2 separate regions of the Homo sapiens genome follow, and region 1 is linked to region 2. A link is a loop called in an ENCODE intact Hi-C map of the cell type or tissue named here. Cell type or tissue: dorsolateral prefrontal cortex. All regions are shown on one strand. Each heading gives the region's core, and the rest is flanking DNA. Links, peaks and the distances in the headings are about the cores only.

The links. Peaks named below come from ENCODE experiments on the same cell type or tissue, not always from the same donor. Only the 100,000 strongest peaks of a DNase experiment are listed, where the experiment ranks them.
Region 1: it touches region 2 in a loop (6-fold over the local background); 4 of 110 quality-filtered maps call a loop at or near these places.

What each region holds. Positions count from the first base shown.
Region 1 is chr1:74,466,905-74,472,361 of GRCh38, reverse strand. All of the region lies in intron 23 of FPGT-TNNI3K (FPGT-TNNI3K readthrough), which reads right to left. The region is part of intron 21 of TNNI3K (TNNI3 interacting kinase); the gene reads right to left. It overlaps LRRC53 (leucine rich repeat containing 53), which reads left to right. Exons shown (of 5, transcript NM_001382280.1): 5 at 161-2,986. The coding sequence ends at 2,484. Among named protein-coding and RNA genes, the nearest start is that of LRRC53, 43 kb to the left of the region's middle. In dorsolateral prefrontal cortex, for the core only: CTCF peaks have their summits at 2,947 and 3,152 (motif pointing right); no DNase peak of the experiment used is centred there; H3K27ac peaks cover 3,140 bases.
Region 2 is chr1:74,670,993-74,676,449 of GRCh38, reverse strand. ERICH3 (glutamate rich 3) reads left to right here and starts at 2,658. Exons shown (of 15, transcript NM_001002912.5): 1 at 2,658-2,953. The coding sequence starts at 2,931. In dorsolateral prefrontal cortex, for the core only: no CTCF peak of the experiment used is centred there; DNase peaks (open chromatin) are centred at 2,589 and 2,909; H3K4me3 peaks cover 1,627 bases; H3K27ac peaks cover 3,577 bases; H3K27me3 peaks cover 846 bases.

The sequences.
Region 1 (5,457 bases), core at 260-5,259, 200 kb after region 2:
AAATGTCCTTTGTAGGTTTGGTTACAAATTAGGAAATAGTGAAGAACTGCAATTATCAGAGGAGTCAGTTTTATACTTTTCATAAGGTTTCTACGCATCTGTTTGGTTGGGGTAATAAAACTCTGCTAAGTGCTAAATTCTTGCATTTATTGTTCCACAGATATCAGCAGTGACATATTTAGAAGAAGATATGCAACACCCGCTTCAGCCTTGGCAGGAGAAAGTCTTGAGAAGCGTTTAACAAATGAATCATGGCAGCCTCCAATAGAAAAAGAAGACAATGGCTTACACCCTCATAGGCAAAGACATTTTATTACAAGCTCATCATCCAAGCCTTGTGAGCCTGAGGAACACTATGTACAAAAGATCGTACAAAAAAATAGATCAAAATATGATGATCCTTGTGGACTGTTAAAACAGAGCAAACCTAGGTATTTTCAGCCAAACAATTCTCTTATCTGTAAATATGTGCCCTGTGAGCAATTTGAAGATTACATGAAAGAAAAGAAGCCAAATCGTAGACAACACTCAAAGCCTGAGAAAGAGCAAATCCAAATTAACAGTGCAATAGAAAAATTTCTTATGAGTGAGGACAACATAGATTTATCAGGATTATCAACAAAAACCAAGAAAGCATATTCCCCAAAGAGGGTTATCTTCCATGATCCTGATTTAGTAGAAATAAATAGGTCGATGATGTCACCCAAAATATCAACCCCTTGGAAACGACAGAAAAATCAAAGTAACCAACTGACTAAGTTGGATGTTAAAAAATTTAGCAACACTGGGGAGAGAAACAAAGGAGAAAAATGGTTTACTAATTCATGGGTTCTGAAAAGGAAGAGAACCCCTCAGTCTGACCTCAAAGGGAAAATTAAAGGACAAAACTTAAAATTAAATTTACATCCTTTTAGAAAAGTCAGAGTCCATCCAGAAAAATCCTTGTCAAGTCTCCCAAAGCAATGCAAGCAGGTATTGTTGCCTCCTAAGAAATTATCCAAAACTTCTGAGACAGAAGCCAAAATAAATACTGTGTGTTCTGCAGATTTTCTTCAACAGTCAGAGAGTAGCAACTATGTTAGACTCACTTCAAAGAGGCTGCCTCTGAAACATGACTCAAAGCAGACCCCATATTATCAACGAAACACTAAACGTGCCCCCCTGCTCAGTGCTAACAACTTGCGTGTAGTCAACCAGAGCTCTATAGAAAGCAGCTGTTACTCAGCTGGCCACATTCCTGATGGAAACACATCAAAATTGCCCCAACCTACACCCACTGATGCTGAGCACAGGCACTCACATTCTCAATTCTCAACTGAGCAAATGGAAGATGCAACTCAGCTTGAATCAAAAGTGCTTAGTTATTTAGCAACTACTTGGGAAAATACAGGAAGTGATGTTTTACCATTCCAACATTCCAGGAGGGCTACTGACCAAGGGACAACGGAGTCCACTGAGCACATGGGACAGAATGTATCAAAGACCAGTGAGTTAAATCAGTTTTCTTTGTCCCCGAGGAATCAAACACAACTTTTAGATGCTCACAAGACTGACAGCTACAACAAGGAATACACTTTAGACCAAAATGAAGCCTTACAACACAGAGAGCAAAATTCAAGTCATGCACAGCTTGAAAATAAAGAAAAAACATTAATGACAAAACCCCAAATATCACATCAAATTGTGGAAAATTGTATTATGGATAAGGAAGAAAATGATGTAGAAAAAAAACTTTCAAAAACAGAAACTTATGATTCCTCTCTCATTCCCCAAACACAATCCAAGAACAACCTATCATTTATGAAGACAAATTCAATTCCATACCAAAATAGAATAGAACTTCCCAAGGATATCAGTACTTCTCCTGTTAGTAGTCAAGCCGTTTGGCACCTAACCAATAGTAGCGAAAAAGGAATTGACAGCACAAATGCATTGCCCAGAAATGACGGCACTGAAGCACTAGAGATAAAAATAGTAGGGAAAGAAGAGAAAAATATGCTTGATGAAAGCAAGACAGATTCTAGTATGTTAACTCAGATCTCACAAATGACCTTAAAAGGCATCACAAAAGAAAGGCAGCAAACTTGGGAAAATGGAACAAGTGAAAAATATATATTACATGATGCAAGCTCTGCCGAGGAGACCATTACAGCTAAAGATTTAAGTATCACAAGTTCCCATGAAACCCAAAATAGAATACTTTGCAGTGAAGTAGATCCTGAAGTTAACAGTAATGTACATAATTTTAGAGAAGTTCAAAATATTCAACCAGATAAAGATAGTGCACATAAAGAAGGCGCAATGACAGTGGAGACACATGAAGCGCTTTCCTTCTTACCAGGGTTAAAAGACAGTTTTGAGGCAGAAAATGAGGTGTTTTTAGTTCCTAGCAGAATAAATGAAGCTGAAAACTCTGCTCCAAAACCTGTACTGTATCCACCATCTGCTGAATATGCTACTACATCACCTTTAGAAACAGAATAAAGTGAACAAAATAACTCAAATAATAATCCTTTTCTACTTTAGCTTTCTTCAAGAGGACAAACACCCACTAGCCTTTGCATGCATTAGAAGTGGATCATTTTGGAGGACAACAACGTCCTCAGTAACTCTTTGTTATCAATAAAATAAAACCAGAGTTGAATATATGACAAAAATCAAAGATGGAGTCATAGGATACGTCTGACACAATTAACTGAGTATGCTTCTCTAAGGAATGAAAAAACAAGTAAGAAAAGTTTTGCCAAGTCTTGCAAAAGCAAGCAAACATTGAAAAAAAAAAAGCCTTAAACAAATGAAAAACTACATAAGAAGAGTATTTGAGCAGATTTACATTTGATGTTTATTTCATGTAAATTATTATACATATCTCAATTAGTGGTATTACAATATTGCTTTCTACATGGATAATTATATATTCATATTTGTGTTTGATCTGTTTTCCTAATTATAGTATGAAAATAAAAATTCAGCTTTGTTAACTGTAGTGTAACTGATATGCATATTGGTATGTTTCATACATTTGCAATTGTCCTGTTGACAATCATCCCAGATTTAAGTAGAAGTCTTTAAAACTTGTTATTTCTCTAAGAGAAAAAAATTAAGGATTTCCAGGGATAGTTGGCTGTTCCCATAAAGATCTGCAAAATCCTATATATCCACTAGGTGGAGATCTCAGCTTCAATCATTTTAGAAGAACAGGGCTTGAAGATCGACACAATGGATCCTGAACAAAAGGAATTTTAATGAGCTTTATTGCCAATTGTTATTAATTTAAGATTTTGAAAACTAAATAACCTATTAGTGCATAGCTTTCAAGGTCTGATCTCTTGGGTTTCGCATGCCACTGTTGTTTGGAGTGAGAACTCCTCCTTATACACTGGAATTAAATGTGAATATAAATATTAAATTTAAAAACAGTAACAGAACAAACATGTCTCATTCAAAGCCATGCTTATTTGAAAAATATAGATATATTCAAATAATTTAATTATTGAGACCACTGTAAAAAATATTTGAAGCATACCTTCACAATTTAGAATATTATAATATTTTACATTTTTTAGTAGGGGAACAAAAATGTTAAAAGGGAAACAAACTTCCTCTTCTCCTATCTCTACACCTGTCTAGGTCTATACATCTTTATATCTGCATTTGGTAGAATAATAATAATAAATAAGCTTTATAAACCTTATAAGATTAGAACAACATAAATATTGCCTACATACCCCGCCTCTTTTGTTTCCCTTCCTATTCAGAGTTGCTAGGAAATAACTTAAGTTTCTTATTTTGAAAATTCCTAAACTTCTTACCTCTCTTCTTCATCTTTTCTCGCCAATATTCAAGACTTTATTGCTTTTAATCCTAATTCCTCTGGTATTTCTGTTCATTATCTCTGCTTGAGCTTAACTGCTATGCCACCTATCTGCCTTGCCTGACCCCACTTTATTTTTAAAGCACCTTTAAGGTGAGACGAGTATCTATGCCAACTTCTTGCATGATAAGTTTATTCCACCCTAATCGACAGTTTCTTCATCTTTGTAGACCAGGTCACTTTTTTTCTTGGTAGCTATCTTTCTTTTTCCTTTTTTTTTTTCTTCTTCTTTAAAGCGCTGTCACCTTACTTCAGCACCTTTAGCTTTGTTCTCTCTGCTCTCACTGCCAAGAATATCCCTGATATCTAGAGGCCTAATGAGTACTCTTGGTCACTAACTGACTCTCAGGAGGCAGCAATCCTAGTTCTCCTGGTCTCTTTTCTCTCTTCCATTTCTGAAATCCAGTCTTTTACCTCTTTATGATGTTTCCTTTGAAATAGTTCTCAGGTTTACCCTTGCCCTTGAATCTCCATGGTAACCATTGTAGTCTGTGTGTTGTAATCAACTGGATTACTCAAACAGCAGTCCAGCTGGCTGCTCCAACTTCATTGTCTTTTGCTTGAGTTTCAACCCATTCATTTTTTATCTTTGTTGGGCACAAATCACCTGGGGCGCTTGTTAAATTGTGGAGTTTCAGGCTCCATCTGAGAGATTTTAATTCAGTAAACTTAGATTAGGGCCCCAGAATCTTCATTTCAACAAACTTTCCAGGGTAATCTGGAATACATAGTTTGCAGCCCACATATTAAGAATCAATGCTTAGCTATTCCAATGAGCATTACAAGATAATTCAGTGTTTGCCTTACTGTAGGAACTACAATTTTTTTAAGTAAATAAATCCTTTGTATCAAACTCAGATGAACTTCCTAAAAAATTACTTTTATCTTTTCACTCCTTTAGAGAAAAAAATATAATTGCCATAATTTCACGTCCAAATTTCCTGTTCCAGTTTCCAAAATCTGTCACTATCTAGTATCAGGCTTTTTTCTACCTCTTACTGTTTTCCAACCTTCTCCCATCTTCAATAGACTATTCTTCTTACTCTCCTCAATGTTCTAGTTTATGAGTTTTGACTAAGAAGACATCCTGGAGAAAATACTGTGCTTCAAATTCAAGGAATGAAGTAAAGACAGATATGCAAGAAAAAATGAGAAGCACAGTTGATAACCTAGAAAGTAATGACCAGAATAGCATGATGTTAGTGTCCTCCATCTAAAGATGAACTTGTTTCAAATAATGCCTGATACAGAGATTTAACCTCTCCATGGCTACAATGTTGCAACTGCTACTAGTCTTTCCCTTGTATCTGTTCTCCTAATGAATTTTCGTATGTTCTGGTTGCTTAGACTGTTTTTCTTTCTCACCAAGCCGCCTTCTTTCAGAAAACTACTGTTTATGGCCTCAGCTCAAGTGTTACTCTTTTTGGGAAGCCTTCACTAACCTGCATTCTGTCTTTGTCCCCCAACTTGCGAGTAGTATTGTTTTAGTATATAGTCTCACAGAGTTTTGTCTTTCTTAACCTTGGCAGTTAACTATAGAATCATTAAAATGTTTATTCAATCAATCTCCATATAACTAGCAG
Region 2 (5,457 bases), core at 256-5,255:
CTCCAGAACTGTAAGAAATAAATTTCTTTGTAAATCACCTTATCTGTGGTATTCTGTTATAGCAACAGAAAACAAATAAGACTGTCACTGATAGTTTAGATCTGTGATTCCTAAGTCCAGCTGCTGTTCACCCTGAATGAAGATCCAATCAACACTGTAGGTGTAATCCTTATCTCCCCGCTGCCCTTCTACTTCTCTCAATCTCCTGACCCTGACTCTCACTCCACAGGTCTTTCTATAAAACTGAAATCTTTTTATAAATTTATGATACTTCTGGGGACATCTGGGGACTTTTTTTTTCCTATGAGAAAGTGAAAAGGACTCCAGTGACTATTTGGTCTTGAAACAGTTTAATTTAGTTTTTTTCTTTATTCCCTTTCCCTATCTCCATTCTAGAAATTAACATAGAAACTCATTCTGGCTAAATTCCCAATACATTTTCACAGTGAGCATTTTCTGAAGTGAAAATTAGTAGCTTCCTTGCAGTTTTCATCAGGAATGTGAAATTGTGGAGCTCACAGGGGTGGAGAACTCAAACCCCATTTATGAATTAATACATGCTGTTGAGGGTACCTCACTGTCTGCAGAGTGCTGGCGAATCTTTTCTACAGAATCCTGAGTATCTAAATAGTATATTTTAATTTCCCTTCTCATTGAACCAGTGAGAAAATACCATTTTCTATTTGCAAAAATGAATTTTGTAACAACTAGTATCTATATAAGATTACATTATTTACACCATCCTTAGGGATTGGCAGCACCTGGGGCAAGTTACAGTGTATCTTTCTAGTTCCTCCTCCTCCTTCCCCAGTCCCGATTTTTATCCAGGTGAAATCTAGTTACAGTGAGCATTAAGGGCAACCTCAAATGGAAACCAATGTTAGTGGGGATAGACATACGGTAGGGGACACGGGGAGATGACCTCTGCCTTAGTCTAGCTCTGGCCAGTTGGGCTCTGAAGCAGCCTTGAATCCTTCAGTCTCAGGACCTAAGCTATTGGGCTAGCATCATATTTTTTTTTTTTTCTTGGAATGGCTCTGGTCACTCAGGTCCAAAACCTGTAATGGTATAGAATATCTGGCTTCTCTGGCAATTTATAGGGGCCACGGAAAAGTAAATCAACTTGTAATTGTTAAAGGCATTTGTAGGCTGAAATCAGATAGATCTGGATTTGAATCCTAGTTTTTCCCATTGGAAGCCACTGTAGATGTCAGAAAAAATAACTAATTTCTTTATGTATTAGTTTTGATAGCTATGAAATGGAGAAAAAAACCTGTCTCATAAAATGAAGATGAGGATTAAATGAGATAGTAAATGCTCAATAAAAGGCTGAGGAGAGCATTTAGTAACAACTCGTTACAAATGCCACCACTCAAGAGTTTCCTTTTTTCCCTTCACTCATGCTGCAAACATTTATTAAACTGTTGCTTCCTTCTGAGAATATAGAAAAATGGAATAGATGTACAAAATGAAATGGAGGAGCTTGCATTTGAGTAGAAAAGGCAGCATCTACTTCAGCAAGTGTTATACAGGGGGTAAGCACAAAACAGGCATATCCCAGCCGAGTGGCCCCCTGAGGCCAGAGTCATTAGCACACCTGAGGATGTCAAAGAGGAAGTGTTTAAGCTAAGTGTTACAGGATGAATAGAAGTTTTCCAAGTAGTCAAGGGTGAAAGTATGTTTCCACTAGAGGGATAGCGCAAGAGTTTGGTTTTGCTAGAGTTTAAGGTAGTGGAGAAAGTGGTCACACAGGCTCGGGAAAGACACTGGGGCCAGGTGATGAGGGCCCCTGAATGTCACACTAAGGAGTTTGAACTCTGTCATACTCAGTGGGTCTTTACCACGTGAGGAAAAGCAGAATGACGTTAATGAGGTGATGCTCTTCCCACCTCTAAATGTGGCTGACCCAGAATAGAGACCCTAGAAAGCTCAGTCACCACTGATGCGTCCAACCCTTCACTTATACATGAGGAACCTGAGGCCAGAGATCAAGTCATTCTGCAAAACACCTGACCAAGCATGAACAAAACAAGAATAGGTTATCTAAGTCTAGTGCTTAAACTTCCTCCACATTCAGATCCTCCTTTAAATCCAGGCTGCTTCATCTAAGCCCTGCATTCCATGTACTGGATTCCAATGTAAGTACTGTTTCTGGGTGCTTTACTGAATAACTGCGTCTCCCCCATCTTCTGAAAGCCAGCTCTGTCAGCCCTGCCCACTGGAAGTGGGGACCTCAGCTAGGAAGAAGGATAGGGGTTTTCCAAGGAGAAAATGAGTCGATTGTAATGCCTTACAGATGCAGAAACAAATTCAAAACCCAAAACAGATTGAGAGACGTCCTTCTTTCCCTCAAATTTGCAATCGCTGTTTTAGCACTGGAAACCACCGCATCACGCAGTAGCTGCTCCCTGCTCTTATTACCCTCAGCCGCTACCCAGTCCTTCCTTCCCCAGGGCCTAGCAGGAAGCACGCCAGCCAAAATGTGTGGGTGTGCCTGTGTGTGTGCACGAGTGTGTTTGTGTTTTCATGTTACAGATACCTGGGGAACTCGCGCCCTAGAGCAACAGAGCAGGGGCTTGCTTGGGTCTCCTCCCTATCAGGGCCCAGAAAAAGGGGTAGAAGCTGGCTTCACTTCCAGCTTCCGCAGGCTCGGTTCCAGTAGCGCCTCCGCTTCTCCAGACCCTGGGCGCTTGCCTCTCTCCTCCCTTAGCAACAGGGAAGCTGTGGATACCAACGGAGGGTGGGAGCCCGGGAGGCTGCGGGTAGCCCGGGCGCCCAGGGGCGGCGGCGGCCCAGCCCAGGTGCCCGCGCACAGGGGACCTCGGTGCGGAGCCACCCCTCGAGCGCGACTGTCGCAGCGCCAGCGCGCACGGGGCCCCACGCACCCACCCTCCGCACCTGCCGCGGGGTCCAAAAGGGATCCTGCAAAAATGAGCCATTCTCACCCCGCTGGGTAAGTGACAACTGGAGCTTTTCCACGCTGTGGCAGGTGGCGGCTTCAGCCAGCTGCCCCTCCTCCTCCCTCCTGCTGCGGAGGGAAGGGGCGAGAGGGGAGCGAGGGGGAGGGCTGGGGAGAGGAAAATATATACGAATTCTGGGTTGCAGCGAGGATGGCAGAAATCCCAGGCATCATGTCTCCTCCCTCCCCTTCTTCGTTTCTTTCACCCACGTTCGCCCCTTTTGAAATTTTCACCCTGGAAGGATTAAAAAATGGAAGTGAAAAACGCATACATTAAGCAAGGACCTTCGCTGGGATCAAGAAGATCCTGTGGTGTGGAACATGTGTGTTTAGATGCAAAAGAAGAGGTTACCAAAATAAGAATTCGTTTGGAGATTTGAGAATGAGAGATGCATTCTCACCTTAGCTTACATATAAGCGAGGTGTGAGTTCATTCAGTATTGAAAGATGTTTCATTGGGAAAAGGGGGTATTATTTCAGGGATTTTTTTCTGCCCAATCTCAAAAGGACCATAAGGGTCTTTAAAAAGTATTTTAATAAAGGAAGGTTATATGGCACAGGAAAAGAGAGGGAGGAGTTGTGTGCCTGTGTATTTACTCATGATCTTCAGTTGCTTTAGGTAGGTGAACCCCTTAGATAACCTATTTTGGCAATTTTCAATGTATTCTAGAAAGAACACCGTCATTATTGGCTGTTGCAAAAAAAAAAAGTTTCTTTTTTTATTGGAAGGGAGAATATCCAATTTCCTCCTGAATTAAACAATGTAATGCATATTAGACGATTTTTTATTATGATACATCTAGTAAGAAGATAAATATCCTAGTCAATCTTGCAATTAAATTGAAGGCACTTTCCTTTTTAATTGCATTTATTGCACATTTTTAGGAGCAGCAAATTAGCAGAGGACAACATATTTGAGATCATTTGGAGTTTGTGATGTTTGAAGTACCACATTAGTCGTTGTGTTGGAACTTATACCCAAACTTCAAGATTTTACTTTTTAATGAATTCTCTGAGTGTAATGGCGTAAATGAAAATGTTTGAAAAAACTAAAGCCATATAAGGTGCCACGTTGGAAATCAGTTTCAGAACTTTTAGAAAAGTGATATAGCTATGATTACATAAACTTTTTGTTTTATCTCAAGTTGAATTTAATTTAGGTACTTTTTAACATTTTGATGCTGAACTCCTGTGCAATTTTTAGTTATCTGTGGGTCATGTAAGATGCTACGTAAGATGCAAATAGCACTATTTTTCAGCAGCTGATGTTTGCAGTATGTTTGCATTTGGGAAAATAAATATGTCAGTCATGGTTGTCTTCCTATGTTTTTCAAGTTTTTGGCTAGTTAGAATCTGATTAGACCATTTAATAATCTATTTTAAAATGTGAGAAAAATGTAGCTATTGATTAAACTGTGCATGATTAAGATTTCAGAAACTGAAGTCAAATTTTTCTGAAGTTCCATTAGTTCCAAGCCTATGGGGAAAAGGGAAATTTGTGATTTAATGCAAGAGTATGTTTCATGGTACTCTTCAGGAAAGGTGTTAAGATGGCAACAAATACTTTGCACTTAAATGGTAAGCTCCTGAAAAGTAGGCACCATATTGTATTAATTTCTCTGATCCCTTCACTTAGGACAGTGTTCAGAACAAAATAAAACTCAACAAATGTGTGCTGAATAAATGGTATTGCCGGATGGTGCATCCAATCTAGAGATGCATGTATTCGGAAATGAAAATTGTGTTAGAACTAAATATTTATTATGTGCATACGATGTGCCAGGCTCCATTCTAGTGTTTTATATGAACTACCTTATTAAATCTTCCCACTCATGCTGGTTTTTAGTTACCCTCATTTTTACAGATAAGGAATTTGAGGACTTATTGGGGGAACCCGCCCCCAATATTTCAACATAGATTCTTTATATTTTCCATGAGTGTCGGCCAGCTGAGAAATAAAGAGAGACAGTATAAAGAGAGGAATTTTACAGCTGGGCCACCAGGGTGACATCACATATTGGTAGGACTGTGATGCCCACCTGAGTCTCAAACCAGCAAGTTTTTTATTAAGGGTTTCAAAAGGGAAGGGGGTGTAATAACAGACAGTAGGTACAAAGATCATATGCTTCAAAGGGCAAAAAGCAGAACAAAGATCAAATGCTTCTGAGGGAACAGGACAAAGGGCAAAAGCAGAACTACTGATAAGGGTCCAACAAAGATCACAAGGCAAAGGGCAAAAGCAGAACTACTGATAAAGGTCCAACAAAGATCACAAGGTAAAGGACAAAAACAGAGCTAATGATAAGGGTCCAACAAAGATCACAAGGCAAAGGGCAAAAGCAGAACTACTGATAAGGGTCTATGTTCAGTGGTGCACATATTGTCTTGATAAACGTCTTAAACAACAGAAAACAGGGTTTGAGAGCAGAGAAATGGTCTGACCACAAATTTACCAGGGCGGAGATTTTCCCCCACCCTAGTAAGCCTGAGGGTACTGC